Linked DNA regions of Homo sapiens: region 2 is linked to region 1. Evidence: chromatin loops called from intact Hi-C (ENCODE). Cell type or tissue: heart left ventricle. All regions are shown on one strand. Each heading gives the region's core, and the rest is flanking DNA. Links, peaks and the distances in the headings are about the cores only.

Region 1 (2,918 bases), core at 193-2,692:
CACCAGCAAGACCCAGTCTAGTAAGAAATCAGGAACATCTGGGAGAGCTCATGTCCGCCCGTGGCCTGGAACTGAAACTTGGCTTTGCTGGAATTTCTTCTTTTTGACTCACTGAGCATTGCCAGCTTTCAACAGGTTCTGTTGGGAGTGTGTTCCCCAGAGCAGCTTGGAACTTCTTTCCTGCCCCTGCTTCCCTCCCTTCCCCCAAGGCACTCCTGCTCCAAAAATGGGGCCCAGCCTGCCCTCCCGCTGTTTGGCTGTTGTAACTCCCAGGTAAAGTTTTAACATGGCACAAGGTGACCCCACAAAAAGTGTAGTTTCTTGAAGCTTATGGCTTTTCTCTGAATATTTCTCATTTTTCTCCTGTGATCTTTGCAGCTTTCCCACCTCATGTCTTGCCATCTGGCTGCCTTGCCAGGCACTTCCCACGAGAGGGGACTAGGTAGCTTACAGGGAAAGGGAAGAAGAGAGATGAAATGTCTGGGGCTTTCTAAGGGTTTTTTCAAAAATGTTAAATAAACTCCTGTTTTCACACAGCACACCGTTCCGGAAGGCAAAAGCCTTGTATGCCTGCAAAGCTGAACATGACTCAGAACTTTCGTTCACAGCAGGCACGGTCTTCGATAACGGTGAGTTTCTCATCCCCTCACAAAGATATGGGCGGGGGGCGGGGGCAAGGGGAGCACATAAATAACTGGCATTTTCAAAGCTCCTCCCGAGGGAAAATCTCAATACAATGGGTAAGAAAAAAAGTGTGTGTGCGTCTGTGTGTGTTGGTTTCTGTGTCTTTTCCCAAAATAAAATAGCAGCAGCAGGACTTCCGGAGACATTGTGAAGAGTGGACTAGTGTAATCAGCTCCATGTTGAGTTGTTACCACTGTAAATGAGATTGTGCCTGCAAAAGACCCAGCCCAGGACCTGGAAGTGGCTTTAAGAGATCATACACATCACATGTTTAAAATGGTACTCAACATGTATTAAGCATTCACTAAATTAATATTTTTATTATTAAAACCATCATCATCATTGTATCCATCTTCGAAAAAGGCCCTGATGCTCTCATAGTTCACAGTGACAGTTTTTCCTCACTTTTGTCTGGGCAGTGGGTGCTGCACCTGATTCCGTGGGTCCTGGCTGCATCTGTAAACACATTCCAGGCCAGAGCAGAGATGAGTTCCTGGGGACCAGCCCTTGACTGTAGTCACGTCCACAGGGGCTGCCATTGTGTGTGCCCAGCCCCTGCATTCAGCATAGCAGAGATATCCATCAGGTACAGGTAGACAAAAGGGGGAACAAGGCACAGAACATGAGGGTCTCTCCCAGGTCACACTCAACCCTTGGCCTTCTGGGTCAGCAGGAGTGGGAGGGATTACCCCAGAACTGCATGTGGGCGTCTGAGTCTGCATTCCCTTTTATCGTTCTCAAAGCCTCAAGCACTGTCCTTAAGCCTTTGCTCCATTAACTTTCATCTAGGCCCTTTATAAATCAAAATGCACGAACAGCCAGCCCAGCCACCTCTCCTGTCCACAGCTGGTGCTTGCAGGCCCCAGCAGACTGCAGGTGCAGTGGGTCTGCTGAAGGCTGTCCAAAGCCATTTCACTGGTGAGTGTCCCCCACACAGGCCCAGGCGGCGGAGTCCTGGCCCTGCCGTAACATGACACGGCCCTTGCAGAAGACAAACCAGAATGGGCTGCGTTGCTTGGGCTTCTGCCCCCCTGCTTTGTCAGCAAGGAAGGGGCTTCTGCCTATAGAAGAGCAGGATTTGAGAGATTCCTACATTGACAGGTGAATCCAGGGCTTAAAGGTCTGTCCTCTAAGTCCCAATTCACTGCTCATATGGGCAGGGGATCATCATGTTTCTAACAACCATTCCCTCTGACAACACAAAGGACTCCTGATCTCAGGGGCAGAATTGTTTTAAACTATCAAAAGTTATGTATATGCTTCTGTCTTCTTTTTGATTCCTTTTGGTGAGTGCAGCCTTCTTCCATTTTTTAACGGTTTATTAAGATAGCCATACAACATACAATTTACCCATTTAAAATGTACAATTCAATGGTTTTTAGTATATTCAGAGTTGTGCAACCATTGCCACTATATAATTCCAGAATATTTTCATCACCCCCAAAAGAAACCCCATACCTTTTAGCAGTCATGCCCCACTTACCACAACCCATTTCCATCCAGCCCAAGGCAACCACTCTTCTACTTTGTCTCTCTAGATTTGCCTGCTCCGGACATTTCATACAAATGGAATTATATAGTATGTGATCTTTGAAACTGGATTCTTTAGTTTGCATAATGTTTTCAAGGTTCATCCACATTGTAGCATGTCAGAACCTTCTTCCTTTTTATGTGCGATGGTATGGATATAGCACATTTTATGTAAGCTTATTCATCAGTAGATGGGCACGTTGTTTCCTCTTTTTGGCTGCTTGAATAATGCTGCTGTGAACATGTGTGTAGGTTTTTGTGAGGGCGTAGGTTTCCAGTTCTCTTGGGGATATACCTAGGAGTGGGATTGCAGGGTCATATTAATTCCGTGTTTAAGTGTTTGAGGAAATGCCGAACTGTTTCACAAAGAAGTTGCACCATTTTACCATTTTATGTTCCTACCTTCTTTCATTTTTAAGTCTTTCTGCAGTAGCTTAAATAGTTAAGCATAAAGGGGGAAAAAGGAAGAGAAGCCTGGATGATTGTTAACTGCCAAGTCCTTTTTTTCCCCAGCAGAGTGTCCTTCAGCTTCCACAGCCATCTTCACTGCCACACCGAAGCTCCGGGCACCTCCACCTCTCACCTGGGCACTTCCACTGGCCGCCTGACACATCTTCTCACATCTGCTCTTGCTGCCATAACCCCCTCTTTACAGAGCAGCGAGAGTGATCTTTGAAAAACGGAAATGGCATTAAAGCCCTTCA
Region 2 (2,918 bases), core at 249-2,748, 280 kb before region 1:
AGCCCATGGCTTCCCACATTGCTCCAGTCATTGCCATTTTCCAGCCAGAAAATGAGGATGAAAGCATTTCGAAGGACCCAGAAGATGCACATGTCACTTCCATTGGCTCAAACATAATGGTACAGCCATATCTACCTGCAAAGCAGGCTGGGAAACCTAGGCTGTACATAGGCAGTCATGGGCCCTGCCAGGACCCTGGACATGTTATTACTTCAAAGAAGAAGAGGAGAAAGGATACTGTGAATAGTTGGCAGTCTCCATCCTAGTGGCAAAGCTAGAATTTGACCCATGTCTAATCCTAGACATATTTGGTTTTCATCTTTAATGGAGATAAAATTTAAAATTGCCTTCGAAAAATTCTCAGTTCATTTTTACAGTACTTTCACTCACTCCCTTGAATGATTCTTCAACTCATAGGGGAGGAAGTGCCCAGGAAGAACAATCCTGTATGGGATTCTATTCTTGGTATGGGCAAAAAAAAGCCAAATTACAACAACAAAAAAACCCAAACCCACTACTGTCTCTCCCCCTGCCTCCAATAAGCTGGAGTTCTAAAACTGCCTCACCAATTAATTCCATTTTAAGTCTCCCCATCCTCTCTCCCCACCACTTAGATATTTGTTCTCTGTCTGCGTATAATTGGTCTTCTTACTAACCACTTCAGTTTTCCTGTAGATTAACATCTGGCCTCTGCAGATGGAAAGTGTGCTGTTGAAAGAAACATCTTCTTGCTCCAGAATGTACAAATGAAAACAAGTTTAAACACAAAATAATTTTGTTTCTAAACATGATATAAAATTATTTCCTCACAGGAACATATAGCTTGCACTGAAAACCACACTTCTGTGTGCTTTTTAGTTTCCTAAAGAGAGAGATAAATATAGACAAATGATGTCTGTGTAATTGACAGTAATACTAGGCTTAATTTTGTCTCCCATTGCTGAAAGCCTCTAGGGGACATTACTAGAGATATATGTCCAGTAGACAATTAGCAGCTCCAGCTTTAATCACCATCTCCCTAATGAGTTAAATCTGTCCCCGTGGGAGCTTTGGATTTCTCTAGTTAGCTCTTTCTCTAGTCGGTGTTAGTGTCGTTGCCTTATTTCAGGGAGCTGTTATAGTGGCAACTATTTCCTGTTTTATACTTCTATCTCAGTTGTTCTTTGATGGATTATTTGGTGTTGGTGGATTTTTTTTTTTTTTGGAGGGGGTTAATTTTAGTTTCTGTTCTTTTTGTTCTTTCATTGTCCAATAATACCTTAGGATGGTTGGTTGAAAAACAAAGAAAAACTAAATGAGTCCCAAATCAGTTGATTTTGCAACATTTCATTTTTAAATGTTAAATTTAGTTTTAGCATTAAATCATACTTTTTTAATACACAGTCATATCCTAGTCTAAAGAAATGTTGAATGTCTTTATGGTGTCGATGGACATATAATGGAGGAAGAAATTAGAATTGTCTTCCTACAATAAGCATTATGGATTTTATCTACGTAGTAAATTTGAATTATTTTAATTCAAATGTGGGAAACTCAATTCAAACTTGAAGAAAAGCTGGATTTATTGGGTTACATAACTGAAAAATACTGGAGTCTAATAGTCTGTGGCTCATCCGAATCTGGGAACTTACATAATATTTGGAGTTGGTTTCCTCTTTTGTATTGGCTTCATTTTCCAACACGTTCTTTTCAGAGTGGTGAGATGCTTCCTTACTATTCATTCCAAGCTTACATCTTATTATTAAAAACATGGGTCAGTAACCTTTTTCTGTAATGGGCCAGATAGTATTTCAGGCTTTGTGGGCCATGTGGTCGCGATTGCAGCTACTAACTTTGCTGCTGTGGCTAAAAAGCTGCCATGGACAATATGTAAATGAATAGGTATAGCCTTGCTTCAGTAAAACTTTATTATTTACAAAAACAGATGGCTGGCTTGATTTGGGTCATGGGCCATACATAGTTTGTTGATCCCTGATCTGTAAGTCTAGTGGAAAGAGAGCTTTTATGTAATCATTCCAAGAAAGTTCTTTAATTGGATTTTATTGGACTAACTACTTGGTCCAGAGGCTAGGATGGATGAATTGACCAGAACTTACTCATGTGCCCATTGCACTGGAGCTGTATAAATGATGGCAGAAGGTCATCTTCCTCTGAGAGAAAAAGCATTGTTGTATGAGGGAAGGAGGTAGACACTAGTCAAGAAAAGCAGCACAGTTTCTACTTACTCTCAGATGTATGTTCCTTTAAATTTTATGTTCAGAAAACTTCCTCTTTGAAACTTGGCCAAGGGGGGAAATGCCAAGTTTACCGCTAACATCATAATTAGGGTAAAAGACTGAATGCTTTCCCTCTAAGACTAGGAACAAGTTGAGGGTGTTTGCTGTCACCACTCTTACTCAGCAGAGGACTGGAAGTCCTAGTCAGTGCAGTAGGGCAAGAAATTAATATAACAGGCATACAGAGTGGAAAGAAAGGTATACAACTGCCCCCACTTTCAGATAACACAATTGTCTATGTAGAAAATCCCAAGGAACACACACACACACACACACACACACACACACACACACCCCTTCTATAATTAGTAGGTGAGTTCAGCAAGGTCACAGGATACAAGATAGACATATGCACAAAATCAATCATATTTCTGTAGATTAGCCATAATCATATGGTGATCAAAGTCAAAAGTGTAACACCATTGATAGTCAGTCTCCCCAAAAATGAAGTGACTAGGTATAAATCTAATTAAGCATGTAGAGGGCCTGTGTGTTGGAAATTACAAACTGCTGCTGAAAGAAACTAAAGAGGATCTGAGTAAATGGAGAGACATTAATGGGTTGGAAAAATCAACATAGTAAAGATGTCAATTCTCCCCAAAGTGATTATAGGTTTAATGCAATTCCTATTAGAATCACAGC

What was found. A loop is a pair of places that touch in the nucleus more often than their neighbours do. Peaks named below come from ENCODE experiments on the same cell type or tissue, not always from the same donor. Only the 100,000 strongest peaks of a DNase experiment are listed, where the experiment ranks them.
Region 2: it touches region 1 in a loop (2.5-fold over the local background); 10 of 110 quality-filtered maps call a loop at or near these places.

The regions. Positions count from the first base shown.
Region 1 is chr5:143,213,460-143,216,377 of GRCh38, forward strand. It overlaps ARHGAP26 (Rho GTPase activating protein 26), which reads left to right. Exons shown (of 23, transcript NM_001135608.3): 22 at 538-629. LOC124901099 (a long non-coding RNA gene) reads right to left here. Exons shown (of 2, transcript XR_007058981.1): 2 at 978-1,140. Among named protein-coding and RNA genes, the nearest start is that of ARHGAP26-IT1, 22 kb to the left of the region's middle. RefSeq lists enhancers at 325-374, 954-1,502, 1,503-2,051. In heart left ventricle, for the core only: no CTCF peak of the experiment used is centred there; no DNase peak of the experiment used is centred there; H3K27ac peaks cover 444 bases.
Region 2 is chr5:142,933,577-142,936,494 of GRCh38, forward strand. The region is part of intron 11 of ARHGAP26 (Rho GTPase activating protein 26); the gene reads left to right. Among named protein-coding and RNA genes, the nearest start is that of ARHGAP26-AS1, 66 kb to the left of the region's middle. In heart left ventricle, for the core only: no CTCF peak of the experiment used is centred there; no DNase peak of the experiment used is centred there; H3K27ac peaks cover 587 bases.